Linked DNA regions of Homo sapiens: region 1 is linked to region 2. Evidence: chromatin loops called from intact Hi-C (ENCODE). Cell type or tissue: endothelial cell of umbilical vein. All regions are shown on one strand. Links, peaks and the distances in the headings refer to the core of each region. The heading gives the core; the rest is flanking DNA.

Evidence for each region. Peaks named below come from ENCODE experiments on the same cell type or tissue, not always from the same donor. Only the 100,000 strongest peaks of a DNase experiment are listed, where the experiment ranks them.
Region 1: it touches region 2 in a loop (6-fold over the local background); 8 of 110 quality-filtered maps call a loop at or near these places.

What each region holds. Positions count from the first base shown.
Region 1 is chr3:15,295,118-15,305,953 of GRCh38, reverse strand. SH3BP5 (SH3 domain binding protein 5) reads left to right here. Exons shown (of 9, transcript NM_004844.5): 3 at 1,723-1,851. Among named protein-coding and RNA genes, the nearest start is that of SH3BP5, 32 kb to the left of the region's middle. In endothelial cell of umbilical vein, for the core only: a CTCF peak has its summit at 510; a DNase peak (open chromatin) is centred at 5,093; H3K27ac peaks cover 2,503 bases.
Region 2 is chr3:15,372,618-15,384,665 of GRCh38, reverse strand. It overlaps the pseudogene HMGN2P7 and a transcript of METTL6 not described here. Among named protein-coding and RNA genes, the nearest start is that of SH3BP5, 46 kb to the right of the region's middle. RefSeq lists enhancers at 1-26, 147-246, 5,969-6,168. In endothelial cell of umbilical vein, for the core only: a CTCF peak has its summit at 6,228 (motif pointing right); a DNase peak (open chromatin) is centred at 6,295; H3K27ac peaks cover 509 bases.

The sequences.
Region 1 (10,836 bases), core at 475-8,474, 77 kb after region 2:
CCCTTCCAATAGGTCCTCCTAGACCTGGGACTAACTTATTTAATTTTTTTTTTCTCTCCTTATACCTCTTGGATCTGGTTTCTTGACTTTTACAACATGATTAAGCCTTGCACAGTCCTTCTTTGCCTTCCTAACTCCTATCAAGGTCCAAGTTGCTAGTTGCTGTCGCCAGGATGGATGGCCACCCTTATCTCTTGCCATTCTCCACATTCCAGACCTCCGGCCTCCTTCAGTTTCTTGCAGACACCATGCTGTTCCCATTCCCCTCTTATCTGGACACAGGCTCTGCTGCCTGCTTGGGACTCAGTATTTTCCTCCCCTCCCCCAATTTCCTATTCATGCTTTGGACTTCTGTTTAGATAGTACTCCTCTGGAAGTTTCCTGTGACTCTCCCTCTAATACATGGTCTGGCGCCATTCTTCCCTGCTGAGTTCCATGGCGACTGGACCATTCCCACCCTGGCACTGACTTTTCTGGAACGGGCTGTAATACCTACCTCACCCACCAGGCTGTAAGTGCCCTGGAGACAGGGCCACGCCCAAGGCCCAGCACCAGGTCTGGCATGTGGTAAATAAATAAATAAATTTGCACTCAGTGTTTAACATTGACAGCATCATTTGGACTGAAGCTGTCAGAGATGGCTGGACATTCTTCCCCAGATAGAGGTTTGGTCAGTGTTGAATCTATGTCTCTGATTAAAGTCCTGAGCTTTGACAACATGCTGTCCAGAGGTCCTGGACAAAGCTTTTTAATCTATACCGTGCTATGCAATATAGTAGTTGCTAGCCATGTTAATTAAAAAATTTTAAATATAATGAATTAATTTTTTTTTTTTTTGAGACAGTGTCTCACTCTGTCACCCAGGCTGCAGTGCAGTGGCACGATCTCGGCTCACTGCAACCTCTGCCTCCTGATTCAAATGATTGTCCTGCCTCAGCCTCCTGAGTAGCTGGGATTACAGGTGTCCCCCACTATGCCCGGCTAATTTTTGTATTTTTAGTAGAGACGGGCTTAATTTCCAAAGGGTCCATCCTACCGATATCTCCCCCACAGTGCACAGCATGTTGTGCACATACACAGTAGGTGCTCAGAAACTTTGCGTTGTTGTTGCTTACTAAGCTTTTTTTTTTTTTTTTTTTGAGACAGAGTCGTGCTCTGTCACCCAGGCTGGAGTGCAGTGGCATGATCTTGGCTCACCACAAGCTCTGTCTCCTGGGTTCAAGAGATTCTTGTGCCCCAGCCTCCTGAGTGGCTGGGACAGCAGGTACCTGCTACCACGCCTGGCTAATTTTTGTATTTTTAGTAGAGATGGGGTTTTGCCATGTTGGCCAGGCTGGTCTCCAACTCCTGACCTCAAGTGATGGGCCTGCCTCGGCCTCCCAAAGTGCTGGGATTACAGGCGTGAGCTACCACACCCGAGATGATTAAAATTAAATAAACTAAAAACTCCTTTCCTCAGTCACACCGGCCAGTTTTAAGTGCTCAGTAGCCACACGTGGCTGGTGGCCGCCACACTGCACTGTGCAGAGCACAGGACGTTTCCGCCGTGGCAGGAAGCTGTTTTGGGCGGTGCTGCTCTAGACACTGTCTTGTAAAGGTGCTACTTTAGGGGTCTGTACGTTGGGTAAAGTCCTTTGTTGATGTTTCTGTCTAGGTCCAGTAGGTGTTTGCAGATCCCTTCTTAAGCCTCAACTGTGTTTCCTCGGTTTCCCCTGGCTGCAGGATGCTCGTCAGAAGTTCCGCTCTGTTCTGGTTGAAGCAACGGTGAAACTGGATGAACTGGTGAAGAAAATTGGCAAAGCTGTGGAAGACTCCAAGCCCTACTGGGAGGCACGGAGGGTGGCGAGGCAGGTAAGATAGCCCCATAGATGTCTCCCCTACCTCGAGCCTCACTACCCCTCAGTTTTAAGGGTGCCTTTGACTGTATCACCTGCTGAAGGTTAGAAGCTCGAGTCCAATATGTCTTAAATGCAGTGACCCACCGCCCCGCAATCTGCTTCATTCCAGTGCTCGACACTATTAATAGGGTGTGAGTGCTGGCATTTGGATGACCCTGCAAGTGGGTGCTCTCCCTGAGTTGGTGCTGAGTGCACTTAAGGGGACGTGTCCAGAGGGTGTTCCTCCTCCGCTCCTAATGACAACCTGTCAGACAGCAGTAGGAAGATTCGCTTACTGCCTCGCGTTCGCCTCACTCTTGGGAGTGTTTAGCCTTCTGCTTCTCTTGAAACATCGGTTCTTCTTCTTTTTCTTTTTTTTTTTTTCCTTTTTAAGATTTGGCAGGTGAGTTGTTATACACTCCTTAGCGGATTCTGACTTCCGTGGCCATCGTCCTGCTGAAACTTTGGTTCTTTGTCCTGAGAGCCCAAATAAGAAGCAGTGAAACGGAGACCAGAAGGGGAGTGGCGGAGGGGACTGTGATCAGGCGATTGCTGGGGGCTGCGTGGAAATGGGTTCTGGTTTAGGAGTTGGTCTTCCTTTGGCTGCTGTGTGACGCGATGTGCCACTTGTGTCACCTGCAGCCTCTGATAGCCAGGCCCTGTGAATGGGGAAGGTAAAGAGCCCTCAACAGTTACTAGTACCTGCTGTGTGGCAGGCTCTGGGCTGGGGGCTTTATTCACCTTCCTCAGCCTGCTTCGGCTTCCCGATTAGAGAGCTAATGTGAATCACCAACCCTGTGATGCCTCTTGAGATGAGAGTTCAGATTTCCCAAGAAGATCTAAGCAGTTGGTCCAAATTGTAGTTCACTAGCAAATGACCCAGTGCTGTCCCTGTGGTGTGTTTATGACATGATGGAAGATGCTGCCTTCAAAAGTGTCCACTTGTAAGAAGATGTTTAGTGAGGCTGGGCATGGTGGCTCACACCTGTAATCCCAGCACTCTGGGAGGCCGATCACTTGGTGGGCAGATCACTTGAGGTCAGGAGTTCGAGACCAGCCTGGCCAACATGTTGAAACCCCTCTCTTCTAAACATACAAAAATTAGCCGGGTATGGTGGTGGGCGCCTGTAATCCCAGTCACTAGGGAGGCAGAGGCATGAGAATCGCTTGAACCTGGGAGGTGGAGGTTGCAGTGAGCCGAGATCGTGCCACTGCACTCCAGCCTGGGCGACAGAGCACAAATGTGTCTCAGAAAAAAAAAAAAGAAAGAAAAAATGAGAGAGCAACAACAATGCAAAGTTTCTGAGCACCTACTGTGTATGTGCACAGTGTGTTGTGCACTGTGGGGGAGATATCAGTAGGATGGACCCTTTGGAAATTAAGTCCCAGAAATCTAGGAATATATTAAGATAGACCCATAGAGAATGAGGGCCAGGACTTAACCATTCCTCTTCTTTTTCCTATTTCCATGCACCTCTCATTTCTCTTCAAGGGAGCCCCTTGCTGCTTTGGGAGTTCTACCAAGATCGTACCTGTGTGTTTGGGTTTTATGCTCTGAACCCTGAGCTGAAGTTCCTGGTTGGACCTTGCCAGATATGTTGCCTTTATTCCTAGACAGAGTGGCTGCCTGAAACCCTTCTTTCTTCCCTGGCCTGGTGCATTGGGCTGTATACTTCAAAGTTCTGATTGCTCGTTGGTCTGCACAAGCCCTGAGCAGCAGCCACTCCCTTTTTCCATCTCCAGCTGGGCCCTGCCCAGGCCTCTAGAATTCCCGGGAGAAGAAACCCTTCTCCAAAAAGCACTTTCCAATTCCCACAGATTCCAGCACCCTGAGGCATTCCCCCTCCAAAGTGTCCACGTTGGATTAATCTTTGAGATGCCCCCCAAGTTGAGGATGTGTCCTACCCACTGTAGGCCAAGGTTGTATCATTCTTGACCTGAAACGGAAGTATGGAGGGTTCAGGTTAGGTTTGAGGAGAAGCTTCTGAGGATTTAATTTAAACATTGGATAAATATCGAGGAATTCAGAAAACCTCCTTTCCTGAAAGTCTTTAACACTGGGATTTATGGTTCTGTGATGCCATTTAGCCCACGCGTATCTATTAAAAGCAGCCCACGTGCCCATGCTGCAGAGTGATTGAAGGATGGTCTGTTGAAGCATCCCACTGGAGTCGCGGCAGTGGCTTCTCTACCTGAAGTTTTCCTTGTCTGGTCCCTGAGCTCAGGTTTGGGGGCAGAGATGGCTCTAGGGGGCTTTGTGTTGGGGTTTCTCAAGGCTGGTCCTCTGATTCAGGTCACTCCCTTGGCTGTGCTGATGTGAAACGTGCTCCTGCCTCAGGTCTTTGGACTTGCCTTTCCCTCTGTTTGGTGGTGTCCCTCTGTTTGGCGATGTCCTGGTATTTTCATAGCCCGATTTCCTCATCTTCAGGTTTCTGCTCAAATGTCTATCCCTTTATCCATGAGGCCTTCTCAGGCTAACATTTAAAATGGTTAACTCCCAGCCCACCATCCCTGCCAGCCCCAGCCCCCATGCCTTGCTTTCCTTTTTCCCTGTGGGGCTTCTCCCCATATGACCTGTTATAATTTACTTGTTTACAGTAAGTGAAGCTCAGCAAGGGCAGAGAGTTTCATTCGTTTGGCTCCTTGCTGGATCTGCAATGCCAGCATACAGAAGGTGCTCAAATATTGTATAAATCAATAAATGAACAAACTAGTGAATGATGTTGGGGAGCCACCAACAGACCAGAGGTTCCTCCCCTGCCCTCCCTTGAAGTCATGAGCATTTCCTCTCCGTTGCTCCTTTACTCACAGCCTCTTTCCCACCTGGTAGCTAGGTAAGCAGATGGAGAGTGGCATGACTGGCAAATCCAGCCTCGTCTGGGTTGAGTTCATTCAAATCCCGTTTAGCAGTTGGGTCCCCAGCTGGCTGTGACACATCCTGGAGCAGATTTCACACCACTCCCTGCTCTTCTGCACCCCAAATCTTCTTTGTTGGGAAAAGAGGTAGGAGGGAGCTGGCTGGGAGGCTCCTAGTCTGTTGGGAAGCAGTGGATGGTGGCTCCTCTCCATCTCTTCATCCCTTCTCTTGGCTAGTGAGGACAATAGGGCAATTACTGAGTCCTGTGGGCAAGGCACTGAGTCATCGGTCGAATCAGATGATGCCCAGGTCCTGGGGATGAGTGAGTCACTCTTAATGGGCAGCTCCCAAGATGAATGTTGAGAGCATCCTGCCTGGCTTTATGCCTGCAAGCCCTCCCCGTAATCTCCTTCCTTCTTGCAGGTGGGCAGGAAGAAGCAGGGTAGAAAAGGTTAGATTCCTAATCTAACTCCTACCCCTCAACCCCAAGGGACCTTGTTGGTCAATAGCGAAGGAACTGGAAGGATGTTCAAAGGCTGAGGCAGGGCACAGATGTCACATTTCATCTCTGTGGAGGGTGGGCTGCTCAGGCCAGATGGATGAGCTTGTTTGTGTGTGAATGTTCCTCTCACCTTCCTGATGGTGAGGGGGGCGATGTCCACTTCCAGATGCTGCCAAGTAGGACTTCCTGTTTTCTTCCTCTTGTCCCCCCGCCCCCGCTTCCTTTTTATATTTACAAAGCTCTCTGGTTATGTACAGCAGGGAAATGGTGCCTGAGAGACTCCTTCAGATAGCAGTTCCTTCTAGTTTGAGTCAGGAGGCACTGCGTCCCCAGAGTCCCTGCATCCTCATTCATGAAATGCTGGCAGTCAAGGGAACAGCCCTGGCTATCTCATGAGGTTGGCCTTAGGATTTAAGTGAGATAATGTGTTTGACAATGGAATCCCAGCATGAGCTTGGGTTTCGGCTTCATTAAAAAATTAGAATTTATTGTAGAAAATTTAGAAAATAGACAGAAGAAAATAATCCTAGTACCTTCTCTTACTATTTGATGTATATCCCATATTTTTTTCAAAAAAAAGAAATAATGATAATTACATGATAGTCATGTATCAATGCATTTTCCACTTTTGATGGTTACATTATTATTATGTGAGAGAAGGTCCTTATTTGTAGGAAATAACAACTACAAAAAGTATTTGGGGGGGTGATGGAGCATCAGGTACTCACTCAAATGGTTGAGAGCAAAAAGTTATTTGTACTGTACTTTTTCTTAACTTTGTGAATATTTTGAAATAAAAGTACGTATGCCATTTGGAGAAAAAGAAGATAGCATAGTGGTGGTTTTTTATGTCTGGAATATCCATGTCTGTCTATTCCAGTGTCTGGAATATCCATGTCTATCTATCCACTGGAATATCCAGTGTCTCAGTTGAGGGTACTTAAAAGGGAAAAACCTCCCACACTTGATTTTCTTTGAAGAGTTTACAAAGATTTGTAATTTCAGCCTGGGCAACATGGTGAGATCTTGTCTCTATATGAAATAAAAAAAATTTAAAATTAGCTGGATGTAGTGATATGTGCCTGTGGTCCTAGCCCTTAGGAGGCTGAAGCAGGAGGATTGCTTGAGCACAGAAGTTCAAGGCTGCAGTGAGCCATGATGTCTCTCTTGTATTCCAGCCTGGGTGACAGAGCAAGACCCTGACTCAAAAAAAAAAAAAAAAAAAAAAAAAAAATCTAATTGTTGAGCTGGTGGAAATTGTATTGGTTCATTAAAAATTTGCATCGATTTTATTTTTCCTGATATGAGCTCATTTTTCAGCCAATGAGTCAGATCCAGTTCTGTGATCTTGAAAACCAAGTCCAATTTCTGCCAAGCAGAGGTAGAACATGATGTGTGTTTTCTGTGCCAGGTTGGGGGCAGGGCACTGGCTTTGATTTGAGAGTTTTTGTCCTTGAGCCCAAGCTTGTTTTTAAGGCTGCTTTGACATATCTGCCAGTCCATCTGGCCTTCAGCATATGGTAGGGGAGCAGTCTGATGAGGGCGGAGCCCATGTGAATCAATGACGCTGAAAAGCAGGGTGTATCTTGCTTACCTGGCTCCCTGGGTGCTGACTGGTCTAACAGTGGCTTTGGACCTGTCATTTTATCACTATCAGTCCCAACCCTTCTTTTTCTCCTCTTTAAGAAAATTGTGGTAAGGTACATACAACACAAAATGTACCATTTTTACCATTCTTTTTTTTCTTTTTTGCCTCTCCCCCATTTTAACCATTCTTTAAGGATGGCATTAAGGCATTCACATTGTGAATGCACATTCACTTGCTGTGCAACTCTTACCACCATCCATCTCTAGAACCCTTGCATCTTCCCAGACTGAAACTGTACCCATTCAACACTAACTCCCCAATCCTCCCCTCTCCCAAGCTCAGGCAACCATCACTTCTGTTTTCTATTTCTATGAATTTGACTACCCTAGGTACCTCATATAAGTACTGAGGAATCATACAATATTTGTCATTTCGTTACTGGCTTATTTCACTTAGCATAATGTCCTCAACATTCATCCATGTTATAGCATGTGTCAGAATTTCCTTTCACTGAATGTATATACCACGTTTTATTTATCCATTCATCCATGGACATTGGGCAACCCTTGTTATTTTTGAATGGTTGGAATGCGTCAGAAGAGAGCAGAGCACTTTGCAAACTTGATGGGCAGCACAAATGCAAAATAGTGCGGATTATTTAGTGCTGAAAGTTGCCTGTTTTGTGTCTGTGGGGCTATATAAGGCCATGTCTTACATATAACCTCCTTTAGGAAAGGAGATGAGTGGGAAAACATTTGAAACTTGTAGAGTGACTTGTAGGCTCACCTCTTAAAAGCTGTGGGACCTTTGGCAGGTTACCTAATCTCTGTGCCTCATTTTTTTTCATCCATAAAATGGAGTTGGCTAATTGAGGGATCTCAGGCCTGTAATCCCAGCACTTTGGGAGGCCAAGGCGGGAGGACTGCTTGAAGCCAAGAGTTCGAGGCCAGCCTAGGCAATGTAGTGAGACCCAGTCTCTACAAAAAGTAGCCAGGCATGATGGTGCATGCCTGTGGTCCCAGCTACTCAGGAGGCAGAGGCAGGAGGATTGCTTGAGCCCAGGAGTTCCAGAGTGCAGTGAGTTATGATTGTGCTACTGCATTCCATCCTGGAGGACAGGGTGAGACCTTGGCTCTTTAAAAAAAAAAAAAAAAAAGAAAAAGAAAAGTTGTATATCAGTTAGCTTTTGCTATGAAGCCAACCACCCTAAAACTTAATGGCTTAAAACATTTATTTAGCTCATGGTTTTGTTGGCCAGTTTTTCTGATCTCAGGCTTAGAGCTGATCTCTCACATATACAGTCAGTTGATGGATTAGCTGGGGGCTGGCTGACCTTGGCCTTATCTGTCAAGCAGTTGGTTGGTGGTCAGCTAGGGTAGCAGGGGTGACTAGGCCACGTGTATCTTTCATTCACCAGGCTAGCCTGGTCATTTTCATACAGTGTTGAGATTCCAGCAACAAAAAGGGTGAGCCCTTTTCAAGCCTCTGCTTGTTTCATGTTTATTAACATCTTACGGGCTAAAGTCAGTCATGGGGCCAGTCCAAATTCAAGAATTGGGAACGATAAAGTCTACCTGCAACTTATTCTAGCTACTTTTGCAATTTACTACAGCGATTGAATTAGTACATGTAAAGCATTTGGATCCAATAAATGTAAGATTATCCTAGATGTATTTTTCTATCAAATGTTGAGTATCTGGTGAATCTGCTGCCTTGTAATAAAAAAAAGATCACCACCACAAAGAACCTGTGGGTAGAAGAGGAAACAGGCCTCTCCTGGCTGGGAGGGGGCTATGGAAGATAGAGAGATTGTGCCAGGTGGAAGAGTGAGCCCAGGTAGGTTGAGTACATAGTGAGTTATTTGTGAGGGCAGAATGTGCTGGAGGATCGAAAATGATGAGGGAGGGAGTAGCTGACTTACCTTTTGACTGATCAAAAGCACTCTGTGCCCAAAGGGATAGTGTGGCATGGGCCTTGAATGGATGGAGAATCGTGTTTTGAATGAAATGAAATGGGTCGAGCATATCAATTAATCTCCTGAACTATTATGTTAATCCTAGAGGAACAGAGTATTATAGTGATCCTTTGTTGGGAAATTCTAGGCATTGATTTTGTTTGTAGAAAGCCTGCCATGGCCAGGAGTGGTGGCTCATGCCTCTAATCCTGGCATTTTGGGAGATTGAGGTGGGAGGATTGCTTGAGCCCAGGAGTTCAATACCACCCTGGGCAACATGGTGAGACACCATTTCTTTTTTTTTTTTTTTTTTAAGAAGCCAGACATGGTGGTGCTTGCTTATGGTCCTAGCTACTTAGGAGGCTGAGGTAGAAGGATTGCGTGAGCCTGAGAAGTCAAGGCTGCGTGGAGCTGTGATCGCACCACTGCGCTCTAGTCTGGGTGAAAGAGTGAGACCCTGTCTCAAAAAAAAAAAAAAAAAGGAAAAACACTTCGTAAGTGGAGGATGAGAGGCTGATGTTCTGCAAAGGTAGGATATAAACTCAAGGATATGTCAAATGTAGGTTATTACTTTACATGTCTGTGTGGGGATTTAAAAAAATTTATTATTTTCTTTTCTTCGGTAGCTATTGACTGAGCACCTACCATATGCCAGGTATTGTTCTAGCCACTTGTTGACCTATCAAACATAGAACAGAGATCCTGTCCTTGTGGAGCTGACATTCCCCTCATGGCAGTCTTATAAAAGGGTGTGGGATGGGCTGTTTTGAGCAAAAGTAGAATCTTTGTTACTGACCTGGATAGGGGTGTGTGTGTGTGTGTGTGTGTGTGTGTATATGATTTCCCCATTTGAGGTATGGAGTGAGACTGTGGGAGGATTATAGCAGGTCAGGGGATTGGCAAAGAAAAGCATCTCCCCTTTGTCTGCAGTGGCCACTGTGGAGTATACAGTTGGTCTGTATCCTCCAGGAGCCCCATCTTCTTGAAGGTGGTGTTATGGCAGAGGTAAATACAATCAGTTCTCATTATCTGTGGTAGTCATATTCTATAAAGTTGCCACAGACACTGAATTAGCAAGTACCAAGGCTTTGCTCCTAGGGGAAATAGAGGTTAGGTTCCTGAGAGCCTCTGGTCACAACATTTTTGTCAGCTGATCAATACATAACCTTGTTATATGTGTGTTTCTGTTTAAAGACCCCTTATTTAGTGTGTTTCTTACAATCAATTATATGCAATATTTCTTGATAATAAAACACTAGCTGCAAAGGGTTGAATGTTCTCCTGACTCTGGGTGATGTGACTATAAACTTCTTTGGCTCTTAGCCTCATGATGATGCTGTCCACTCTGCTTTTTTAATCTGTCATGACCTCTCAGGCTTAGTGCCAGATAATCCACAAATCCAGCCATGTTTTCATCTTTTCCATAGCTTCGTCATGCACAGCGGATGTTACTTTAGCACTTACTTGAGTGAACTCATGTTCAGATTGGCAAATTTCCTCTTCCTTTTTCTGCATGTGTCGTTTTGTTGACTCATTAACACTGAACTCACAGCCAACAGTGGTATAACTTCTGCCTGAACGAAGCTCATCTAACGCAAGCATTTTCTCCATAAGGCGCATCACAGCCTTCTTGTACTTAGGAGCACTAGAAAGCACTTAATTGCTATACTTGGAGGCCAATTTATAGAGAAAAATCATCAACAAAAAGCACAAAAATGTCAAAAACACAGCACTAAAAGGACCGAGGAAAGGACACTTGTGTACAGTATGAGAGCCAAAACAAGAAGGCAGGGTGGCTTCTTGTTGGACATCAGCTAGAAACGTATGTATCAGGTAGCTCATTTTTTCACCACTCTGTGCATGTCGATGGATGGCCCCAAGAACACTGCAAGTGTTGATTTTGGGGTTACAAATAAAGCTTAGTAAGTAGGCAAATTCACAAATACGGAAGCTGTGAATAATGAGGACTGACTGTATTTGCCAAGAGCCACATGGAGAGGCTTATTTGTTAGTGCGCTGAACCATGTGGCTCTGATGTAGATGGCAAAGGGAAGAAGC
Region 2 (12,048 bases), core at 2,224-10,223:
CTGGGCTCAAGTGATCCTCCTACCTCAGTCTCCCGAGTAGCTGAGGCTACAGGTGTGTGCCATCACACCCAACTAATTTTTTTTTCTTACAGAGAGATGGTCTCGCTATGTTGCCCAGGCTGGTCCTGAACTCCTGGCCTAAAGCGATCCTCCTGCCTCGGCCCCCCAAAGTGCTGAAATTACAGGTGTGAGCAACTGCACCCAACTTCTTGTCCATTAATATTTAATTTCTCTCTGCATAGTCTCGTTTTCTCTATTTTTTTCTTTATTTCCTGTTTTGGTCTCTATCTTTATTAGGAGCTTTTCTCAGATGTGTGGTGACCCTTGGTTTTCCATTCATATTTTTTTTTAATGCGGAGCTTAAAAGCTGCTTGGAAGCTCTGAGCACATGAGGTGGAGTTGTCAACATGGGCTTCATTTTATTTATTGGTTTTTACTTATTTTGTTTTCTTTTATCTCTTTTTTGTTTCTTTTTCAGGTCTCAAACAAAAGTCTGGAACCTGGGATTCTTTGTAGGATATCTGGCTGTGCTTTTGTATTATATGAACCACAGAAAATAATCTTCCAGTATGATATTGTTTTCAGTATAGTACCTCAACCCTAATTTTGCCTGGTAACCCTTTATCCAGAGACCTTTTGTTTTCAACTTACAGTCTTATTCTGGGGTGGGGGATGTACAGTCTGGCTGTGTGGACTTGCAGGAGAGATTTAGGGTTCTAACTTCTTCTTACTGACTTCCAACCAATTCTCCTGTATTCAGTCTTATACACACCCCCACTTATACTAGACGTAGCTGGTACTACCAAAGCCTGGTCACAAAACTCTATGGGAGTCTCAATGCAAGTTGAGTTGCTTCTTGACTTTCATCCCTGCTGGCTTAAGACTCAGCTTCACAAGCCTGCTAAGTCAGTTGCTATTTATCCTGTTTTCTAGCCCTTCAAAATTTTAAATGAAAATTTACATTTTTAATTGACAAATAATATATATATGGGATAAATATGATGTTTTGATAGTAATAGATGTATACATTGTGGAATGATTATATGAAGCTAATTAGCATATCACACTCCTCACATACTTCTTTTTCTTTGTATTGAGAACATGTAAAATCTATTCTTGGCCAAGCATGGTGGCTCACACCTGTAATTCCAACACTTTGAGAGGCCAAGGCAGGAAGATTGCTTGAGCCCAGGAATTCAGGGGTTCCAGACACCAGCCTGGGCAACATAGCAATACCCTGTCTCTAATAAAAAAAAAAAAAAGTAAAAATAAATGTGTAATTTAAAAAATTCATTATTGTTATTATTTTTACAATTTTGAAACTGTAGGGGCCAGGAACAAACTTCCCCTTTGCCCTCTGAAGAATAACTAAAAAATCACTCACCAAATGCAGATTAATAGGAGAAATGGAATAAAAACTTAGTAATTGTTTTCCTTGGTGGATCCCTTAGGTCTTTATGTAGATAGGGAAAAGGTTTCTTCTAGCATCTGTTGATTGCTAAGGACATTTAATTCAAAATACTCATTATACCAGGGAGCCATATCTGGGGGTAAAATTCCAGATGCTCCTTCAAAGTATACATTATTATTGACTATGGTCACCATGTACAGTAGATCTCAAAAACGTATTCCCCCTGGCTAACTGAAATGTGTGCCCTTTGGTCAACATCTCCCCTACTCCTCTCCTCCCCCAGCCTCTGGTAACCACCATTCTACTTTCTGCTGCTGTGAGTTCAACTTTTTAAAATTCCACGTATAAGTGAAATCATGTGGTATTTGTCTTTCTGAATCTGGCTTATTTCACTTAGCATAATATCTTCCAGGTTCACCCATGTTGTTGCAAATGATAGAATGTCCTTGTTTCTAATGTTCTCCCAAATTTAATCAGTTGTATGGGGTTTATGTGATAAAAATATCCTTTTGCTGTCATTTTCGTGGGGTTTCCAGAAGGATCCTAACTAGGTACACATGCTTAGTCTGTCTTTTTTTTTTTTTTTTTTTTGAAGCAAGTCTCCCTCTGTTGCCAGGCTGGAGTGCAGTGGCCTGATCATGACTCATTGCAACCTCTGCCTCCCAGGCCCAAGCAATCCTCCTACCTCAGCCTCCAAGTAGCTGGGACTGAAGGTGTGTGCCAGCATGTGTGGCTAATTTTATTTTTGTAAAGACAGAGTCTCCTTATATTGCCCAGGCTGGTCTCAAACTCCTGGGTTCGAGATCCTCCTGCCTCTGCCTCCCAAAGTGCTGGGATTACAGGCATGAGCCATGGTGCCTGGTCTAGTCTGTCATCTTTAAACAATTGGGTTGGGAAGGAAAAGGTAGCACATAGATAGATGATTTAAGCAGAAATAGATAAGCATAATTGTCCACTGTAAAGGGGCTGAATGATCTGGAGAATGGAGGCATCTCAGGAAAACTGAACTTGGTGGTGTGTGCTTAGGACTAATGAAAAGTGGCCGGGCACAGATGCTCATGCCTATAATCCCAGCACTTCGGGAGGGTGAGAGGGAGTATAATTTGAGGCCAGGAATTCAAGGTTGCAGTGAGCCATGATTGTGCCACTGTTCTCCAGCCTGGGCAGCAGAGTGAGACCCCGACTCTTAAAAAAAAAAAAAAAAGAACCAAAGAAATGTTAGTTCCAGGGATTCCCAGGGACATGGGCAGGGTCCAAGAATGATGCTGAGTTAAGGTTAGGTGGCTATTCAGAAAGCTACTTCGACTTGTATCCCATATTATGGATCAAGGACCTTAAAAATAGCCATACTTTTTTTTTGTTCTAGTAACTCAATTTGTAGGATTGTTTCCTAAGAGATAATCTGACATATTCAAGGACTTCTTCACAAAGATATTCATTAGCTGCATTATTTATAGTACCAAACATTATAAATAGTCTAAACCAGAGATCCACAAGCTATGGCTATAACAGTGACAAGGAGGCCTAGCGTGACTAACTCCATTTTGCTCCTAACCCCCCTGCAGCGATAACCTGTATCTTTTAGGTTAACTGCTTTTGCTTATCTCTGCACATAGGCCAAGCTAACTATAGAAGGAATTTAGTTTATAGTTTAGAGCAAGGATGGTAATAGTGCCTCCCCCAAAACTAACCCCTGAGGAGATAAGGAGGATGTATGCAAGTAATAATGTTATGTTAAAGATTTATAAGAGCACTGTGACCTGACCAAGGACAAAGTTTCACCACCTCCTTGGACCCTTGCCACCACCCAGATGTGATCACTGGCCACTTCTTGACCTCAACTCCCTCCCTCTTCCCCCTTCCTCTCACGTAAAAGGAGCCTGAAATTTGTATTGACTTAAAAATGGTTCTTCAGGACACTACTCTTCCATTTTCTTGGTTTGCTGGCTCTCTGAATAAAAGTCACTTTCCTTGCCTCAACCCCTTGTCTCTTGACTTATTAAATGTCATGCAGTGAGTAGTACACTCTTTGGACTCTGTTACATGACCCAGAGAATCATCTAGTCCTCCTTTTATTCTGGTAAAGTTGTGTTAAATACAGCCACACCCGTATATGTATTGTTTATGGCTTATGGCTCCTTTCATGCTACAAGGGCAGAGACTATCTGGCCAATAAAGCCTAAAATATTTACTATCTGGATCTTGTTTTTGTTTTCTTTTTTTTTTTTTTTTTTTTTAGAGAAACGGGGTGTTGCTATGTTGCCCAGGCTCGTCTCAAACTCCTGGACTCAAAGTGATCATCCTGCGTCGGTCTCCCAAAGTGCTGGGATTACAGGTGTGAGCCACCGCGCCTGGCTATCTGGACCTTTAAGGAAAAGTTTGTTGCCCCAGTCTAGATGACTGGTAGGGGGGTCAAGCTAAGATATAGCCATATGATGGAACAGAATATAGTCAATGAACATTGTGTCTAAGAAAAAAAGTTTTCAACATTTTAATAGAATGTTCACATTATAATGTTAAGTTTAAAAAAGCTAGATATAAAATTATACAATCTGTTCTGAACTATATAAAAATATGTACAGAAAAATACACTGGCAAGAAATTCAGTACCATAAAATATTTTCTTTTTTTTTTTTCCAAGACAGAGTCTCACTGTGTCCCCCAGGCTGGAATGCGGTGGCGTGATCTCGGCTCATTGCAACCTCTGCCCCGCCGGGTTCAAGCGATTCTCCTGCCTCAGCCTCCCGAGTAGCTGGGACTACAGGCACGCATCGCCACGCCCAGCTAATTTTTGTATTTTTAGTAGAGACGGGGATCTCACCATACTGGCGAGGTCTTGAACTCCTGATCTCACGTGATCCACTCCCCCTCGGCCTCCCAAAGTGCTGGGATTACATGGGTGAGCCACCGCGCCTGGCCTAAAATATTTTCATTTAGTTTTTTGTTGTTGTTGTTACAGAGACAGGGTCTTGCTCTAGCACTCAGGCTGGATTTCAGTGGTGCAATCATAGCACACTGCAGCCTTGACTGCTGGGCTCAAGAAATTGTCCCACCTCAGTCTCCTGAGTAGCTAGGGCTACAAGCACACACCAGCTAATTTTTACTACTTTTTGTAAGATGGGGTCTCATTATGTTGCCCAGGCTGGTTGGGCATGGTGGCTTCCGCCTGTAATCCCAGCACTTTGGGAGGCCGATGCAGGTTGATCACCTGAGTTCAGGAGTTCCAGACCAACATGTCAAAACCCCGTCTCTACTAAAAATACAAAAATTAGCCAGGCATGGTGGCCCATCCCTCTAGTCCCAGCTACTTGGGAGGCTGAGGCAGGAGAATCACTTGACCAGGAGGTGGAGGTTGCAGTGAGCCAAGATTGTGCCACTGTACTCCACTGGGTGACAGAATGAGACTGTCTCAAAAAAAAAAAAAAAAAAAAAAGAACTCTTGGCTTCAAGTGAGCCACCTGCCTCAGCCTCCCAAAGTGCTGGGATTAAAAGCATGAGCTGCCACACCTGGCCATAAAATATGAGTACTTTTCTGTATAACAACCAGAAGGTCAGAGATAGAAGTTTGTATGGGGAGAATTCCTCCTGCTGCGACATGGTCTGTGCCCTACAAACGTAAGTGTCAGCACAAGGCAAGGGAACAACAGGGGAAGGGAAAGGGCAACACCAATAATTCAGTCCTTTCTGTAGTGACAGTCAAAAGCTGCCCAAACTTGAGGGAGCTCCAAGAGTAAGATGACCAACCATCTGGGTTTGCTGACACTGTCTTGACTTTAGCATAGCAGCCACACATGGCAGGGAACTCCTCAGTGTGGGGTTCCCACAGTTGGCCACCCTACAACCATGCTGTACCCCACACACACCATTACATAGCCTTGGTTGGCCTTTGCGAAGTACCTGAGAATGGATTTGTCTCTTGTTAGATACTTCTCCAGTGGACAGTTGGGTGGAACACCATTAATCAATGAGTGCTTTTGTGCAAAACAGAAAAAGGGCCTGCTCTGGGCAAATGCAGGCCTCATAGCTTGGTGTAACACCTTTGGTAGAAGGCAGCCTTCTGTTAGGCCCTAGCTGGAGCACACAGCTTGTCAAGCAGAGCCACGGCTGGAATTCAGGACCCTGTCCTCTTAGCAGGCACCTTCGTATGGTGCACAGACCACACATTTGCAGGCAGCAGACCTGCCACTCAGACTCCAGAGAGATCTGCTCCCTGTCCCAGGTGCCTCTAACATGCACAGCACCAGGAAACACAAAACTCTTTCTTGAGCACTGAGTTATGTATTTTTGTCTAGGGACTGTGCCTGCTGTGTCTGTGAAATCCAAAATAAACACCGGATTTTTAATTTTTTCACACAGAATAAGGACCTACTGGAAATAGATGAAAAAGACATAAAAAGACATCTGGAGGGGAAATATCGAAGCCAAGAATGAGACTGGAGGTGGAATTCGGCCCTTTTATTTTGATTCTCTGATTCCAAAAAGGAACCCACTGGGCTGCAGGAGCATGGCGACCACCTCTGTCTCTTTACAGCAGCCCCTTACTCGTGGGTGGTGCTGTGAAGGTCCTCTTTCCAGCCACTCCATCTTCAATTTTGTCACTGCCCATTCTCTCACTCCTCCTTCTGGGTGTCTGACAACATGTTCATTAGATGTTTAAAATATGTTTTCTAAGTCTTTTTTCTATTCCGCTGCACATCCTATCTTTTTGTCTCTTGGAAATGAGGTAGGAGACTGGCAGGACTTGTCTTCTGGTCACAGTCCTGCTGACCAAAAGATGGTCCACACAGGATGAAGTGAAGAAACCGGTGGAAACCAGCAGATGGCGACAAAAGCAATCCCTAGCCGCCCTCATTGCTCATTAGCATAGGACACGCCCGCCAGCGCCATGACAGTTTACAAATGCCATGGCAACGACCCGGAAGTTACTGCCTCTTTCCATGACGACAAATTTTGTGGGTCATTGCCATGGAAAGGAGTAGTAACTTACTAGATCTTTCTAAATAACTTGGCCCTCAATTTGCATCAGCTTGCCCCTTAATATACAAGTAATTGAAAGTGGGTACAAGTAGATAGAGTTGCCAACAGCCCATACGTTGCAGACTCTGGGTTCATTGCCTGTGAGTTACCCCTGCTCTGTAGGGAGAGGTGCTATTCAAATAAGATTGCTATTTAACACCACAGGCTTGTCCTTGAATTCTTTCCTGGATGAAGCTGAGAACTCTTCAGGGCTAAGCCCCAATTGTGGGGCTCGCCGTCCAGCAGCAGAATCACGTTCTCCAGTCCTGTCTCCCAATTCCCTACTTCCCTCTTCAGTTTTATAGTTTTTGTCATTAAACCTATCTGCTGAACTTAGCATGTAGGCATTTATATATATATTTACACATGCATATATGTTTGTTATTACATTTTTCCCTAGAAGTTCTATTTGGTTCTTTTAAAAATAGACTACATAGGCTGGTGCGGTGGCTCACGCCTGTAATCCCAGCACTTTGGGATGCTGAGGCGGGCAGATTACGAGGTCAGGAGTTTGAGACCAGCCTGACCAATATGGTGAAACCCTGTCTCTACTAAAAATACAAAAATTAGCCAGGCATGGTGGCATGTGCCTGTAATCCCAGATACTCAGCAGGCTGAGGCAGGAGAATCACTTGAACTCGAGAGGCAGAGGTTGCAGTGAGCCAAGATCGCGCCACTGCATTCCAGCCAGAGTGACAGAGCGAGACTCTGTCTCAGATAAAAAAAAAAAAAAAAAAAAATTGACTACATTGATTTTCGTAGTTTCCAATTCATTGAATATATCAACAAGTTTGCCTTAAAAAAAATTCAGGCTGACTGTGTGTGTACTGCCTATGAGTTATCTCTGCTCCACAAGGTTAATCCTAATCTAAAAAGAAAAATAAAATGAAATAAAATAAATTCAGCTATTTGTTTAAAAAGTCTACATCTGATAATTCAATATTTGAACTCTTTGCAGATCTGTTTCTATTATTTGTCTTTTTTTCCTGCCAATTGCCAGTCTTGTACTCTATGAGTTATCTACGACTGTGTGCTGGACACTGCTTTTGGGTTTTTTTGTTTTGTTTTGTTTGAAAGTCTCCTTTTGTCACCCAGACTAGAGTGCAATGGCATGATCTCAGCTCACTGCAAACTCTGCCTCCTGGGTTCAAGCTATTCTCCCACCTCAGCCTCCTGAGTAGCTGGAACTACAGACGCCCACCACCACACCTGGCTAATTTTTTGTATTTTTAGTAGAGATGGGGTTTCACCATGTTGGCCAGGCTGGTCTCAAACTCCTGACCTCAGGTGATCCACTTCAGCCTACCAAAGTGCTGGGATTATAGGCGTGAGCCACTGTGCCCAGCCTGGACACTGCATTTGAAAAACTATGTGTAGAAATGATATGAGGCCTATGTTGAAGGCCCTTTCCTTCAGAAAGTCTCTACATTTGCTTCTGTGAGGTGTCTAGGGGTGTAAGGGTCTCAAAGCACCTTAAACCAGGCTCAAGGCTTGATATTCCCTGACCCAAACAATTAGCAATGTCTGCCATTTAAGTAAATAAATGAAGAATATAAAAGACACCCACAAAGCAGCCCAAACGCTCCCAAATCAGAAACAGTGTCAATAGAGGTCCGTTTTTGGGGCCCCCATGTTCTCACCTGATCAGTGAGAGCTAATAATGAGTCCTCTAGGCATAGCCAAAGGGCTTGTTGGTAGAAAGATCTGGCATCATAATGTGATGTGAAAGTTGTAGGTGGACTGGGAAATGTGTCAATCCATCGGACTGAAGGGGAGTGTTGAATTTAGATTTAAGACTTTTCTTTCTTTCCTGTTAATGCTGTGTTATCTGTATTATCTTAAAAGAATCACTTGTTCTCTGGGTCTTGGTTTGTCCATCTGTGAAGCAATGGGATTGCACCGCATCAGTGTTTCCCAAATTTTAATGTTCACCTGTGCCCTGGGGAGCTTGTTAAACTGTAGCTTTTGATTCAGTAAGCCTGGGATGGACTCTGAGAGTGAGTCTATCTGAGAAGCTCCCAGCTGATTCCAGTACTCCTGATCTGTGGGCCACACCTGGAGTAGAAAAGTTTTATATAAACTCTACCTTCCTCTCCTGTACAAGTCTAGGCAAATAGGGACCCACTGATTAAACAAATCCACTCCCCAACCAGATAATTCTGCCTTGTATTTCAGAACTGGGTTCCCATCGCATGTCCTCTAGAAAGCCTTGTCTGGTGTCTTTGCTTGCAGGGCATCCCACCAACAGCCTGACCATAAGCGCTGTGAGCATGCCTCTGTCATATGGCACTGCAGTCACCTGTCCAATGTCAACATCCATGTCCCCAGTACTGATATAGTGCCGGGCACATAATTGGAACTCAATAAATACTTGTGATATAAGTAAATGGAAGAACAAACCAATGTAAGTTACAACTAGAGGTGGGAGTCAGGGGTGACTCAGCATATTCCTGACCAGGGCTTTAAAAAGTCAGATATCGGAGCAGTATGAAGAAGAGGTGAGAACGACCCCCGGACCGACCAAAGCCCGTGCGCCGCTGTGTCCCGCGTCCAGCACCTACGTCCCGCCGCCGTCGCCATCGCCGCGGCCACCATGCCCAAGAGAAAGGCTGAAGGAGATGCTAAAGGAGATAAAGCCAAGGTGAAGGACGAACCGCAGAGAAGATCCGCTAGGTTGTCTGCTAAACCTGCTCCTCCAAAGCCAGAGCCCAAGCCTAAAAAGGCCTCTGCAAAGAAGGGAGAGAAGGTACCCAAAGGGAAAAAGGGAAAGGCTGATGCTGGCAAGGAGGGGAATAACCCTGCAGAAAATGGAGATGCCAAAACAGACCAGTCACAGAAAGCTGAAGGTGCTGGAGATGCCAAGTGAAGTGTGTGCATTTTTGATAGCTGTGTACTTCTGGTGACTGTACAGTTTGAAATACAATTTTTTTTTTTTTTTTTTTGAGACGGAGTCTCGCTCTGTCGCCCAGGCTGGAGTGCAGTGGCGCGATCTCGGCTCACTGCAAGCTCCGCCTCCCGGGTTCACGCCATTCTCCTGCCTCAGCCTCCGGAGTAGCTGGGACCACAGGCGCCCGCCACCATGCCCGGCTAATTTTTTGTATTTTTAGTAGAGACAGGGTTTCACCGTGTTAGCCAGGATGGTCTCCATCTCCTGACCTCGCGATCTGCTCCGCTCGGCCTCCCAAAGTGCTGGGATTACAGGCGTGAGCCACTGCAACCGGCCTTGAAATACTATTTTTTATCAAGTTTTATAAAGATGCAGAATTTTGTTTTACTTTTTTTTTTTTAAAGGTATGTTGTTAGCACACAGAACACTTCATTGTTTTGGGGGGAAGGGGCATATGTCACTAATAGAATGTCTCCAAAGCTGGATCGATGTGGAGAAAACACCTTTCCCTTCTAGTTTTGAGAGACTTCCTCTTGGCTCCCAGGAGGAGGGATTCCCTGACTTTGACACACATGGCCACCTTGGCACAAAAGCCTTGTGGTATGGAAAAACAAATTTGTTTTTATTTCTTCTTCTCCCTTTCCATCTTTCAGCATAGACTTAACTCCCTTAAGCCCAGACATCTGTTGGGACCTGACCCCTAGTCGTTGGTTACCAGTGTGTCAGGCAATCTGGACTTTCCAGTGATGCCACTGAGATGGCACCTGTCAAAAGAGCAGTGGTTCCATTTCTAGATTGTGGATCTTCAGATAAATTCTGCCATTTTCACTTACTGAAAGTCAGGGTCGGCTTGTGAAAAGTTGTTAAACAACATGCTAAATGTGAAATGTCAACCCTCACTCTAAACTTTCCCTGTTCAGAGCACCAGATGAAGACTTCATTGGGTTTATAGTGGCTTTCTGATTTTTGGTAGTCCATTGCAGAAGGGAGTTTGAAAGTTGTTGTATACTGTTAACGATTGTCTGCCCACGTCCTGCCTGAAATACCATGATTGTTTATGGAAAGTATCTTTAATAAAGCTGGATACAGTTTGGCTTGGGAAAAAAAAAAAAAAGTCAGGTCTCTGGACCAGGCGCAGTGGCTCACGCCTGTAGTCCCAACACTTTGGGGGGCCGAGGCAGGCAGATCACTTGAGGTCAGGAGTTCAAAATCAGACTGGCCAACACAGTGAAACCCCATCTCTACTAAAAATAAAATATAAAAATTAGCCAGGCTTGGTGGCAGGTGCCTGTAATCCCAGCTACTCCGGAGGCTGAGGCAGGAGAATCTCTTAAATCCGAGAGGCAGAGGTTGCAGTGAACCGAGATCATGTCATTGCACTCCAGCCTAGGCAACACAGCAAGACTCTCAAAAAAAAAAAAAAAAAAGGCCTCTGTTTACTCTCAGAGTTGGAGATATCAACTGGGCTCCTGTTATGGACTGAATTGTATCCCTTGTTCATAAATTGAAGCCTTAACCTCCCATCCCCCATGACTCTATTTGGAGATGAGCCCTTTAAAGAGGTAATTAAGATTAAATGAGTGCATAAGGGTGGAGTCCTAATCCTCCACGACTGGCATTCTTATAAAAGAGGAAGATGCACTGGGATGCACATGCACAGGGAAAAGGCCAAACGAGGACAAAGCCAGAAGGAGACTGTGTGCAGGTCATGGAGAGGGCCTCAGGAGAAGCCAAACCTGCCTTCCTCTTGGATTTCCAGCCTCCAGAAGTGTGAGAAAACAAATTTCTGTTGTTAAAGCCACCTAGGCCATGGCATTTTGTTATGGCAGCTCCAGCTGACTAATACAGCTCCTGACCTGAGAGTGGAATGGGAGCCTCTGGTTTCTAGGCTTCTCTGCCTGAACAGAAGACTTTCTGACCTCCCAGAGGGGGTGCTCAGCTTCGTTCAGCTGTTCCTCTGAGGCAGGAGATGAGATTCTCCTCTGGGCTAGTTTTGTTGGGAAGACCAGAGAAAAAGGGCTCCTCCAGATGGAATTTGTGACACCCCCCCAGCACTGCTGATTATTGTTGGTGGGACATGTCTGAATTCTAAAACTTGACCTTCAGGTACCACATTCTTGCCTGTTCACTTCCTCCTAATAACTATACCCGGATATTGTCTATGGCTATTCCTGCCTTTCCACATTCTGTTATTTTTTTTGGAGATGGGGTCTCACTGTGTTGGCCTGGCTGGTCTCAAACTCCTAGGCTCAAGGCGATCCTCCCACCTTGGCCTCCCAAAGTGCTAAGATTACAGACGTGAGTCATCACACCTGGCCCACATTCTCCCCTATATCTCAGGGGCTAGAAGCCTGGAAACTGCATTTCCCGAACTTCCTTGTCAGCTGGGTTCCTTGCCAGGTAGGTTCTGCTAGTGGGAGGCATTTATGTGAAGTTGGTTGGAAGGTGGGAGGGAGAGGCCATTTTTTTCTGTTTATGACATTTATCAGTAGGTATAGTAGGCAATTGTGGGCCTTGCAATGGTAGGGTACTGGGGCGAGGGCAGCAGGGGTGGCTCTGGGTAAGTAAGGGCCCCAATGGCTCTGGTGGCTGTTTCAATAGCATGAACAGGTGGGCTCTTGGCTGCCTGCCCAATGAGAAAGGCAGTGATTGTCGTGGTAGTGGCAGCATCAGCAACACTACAGATGCATTCGTTGTGAGTAAGCTCATGCTCATGGGCTCTGGGTAAAAACTA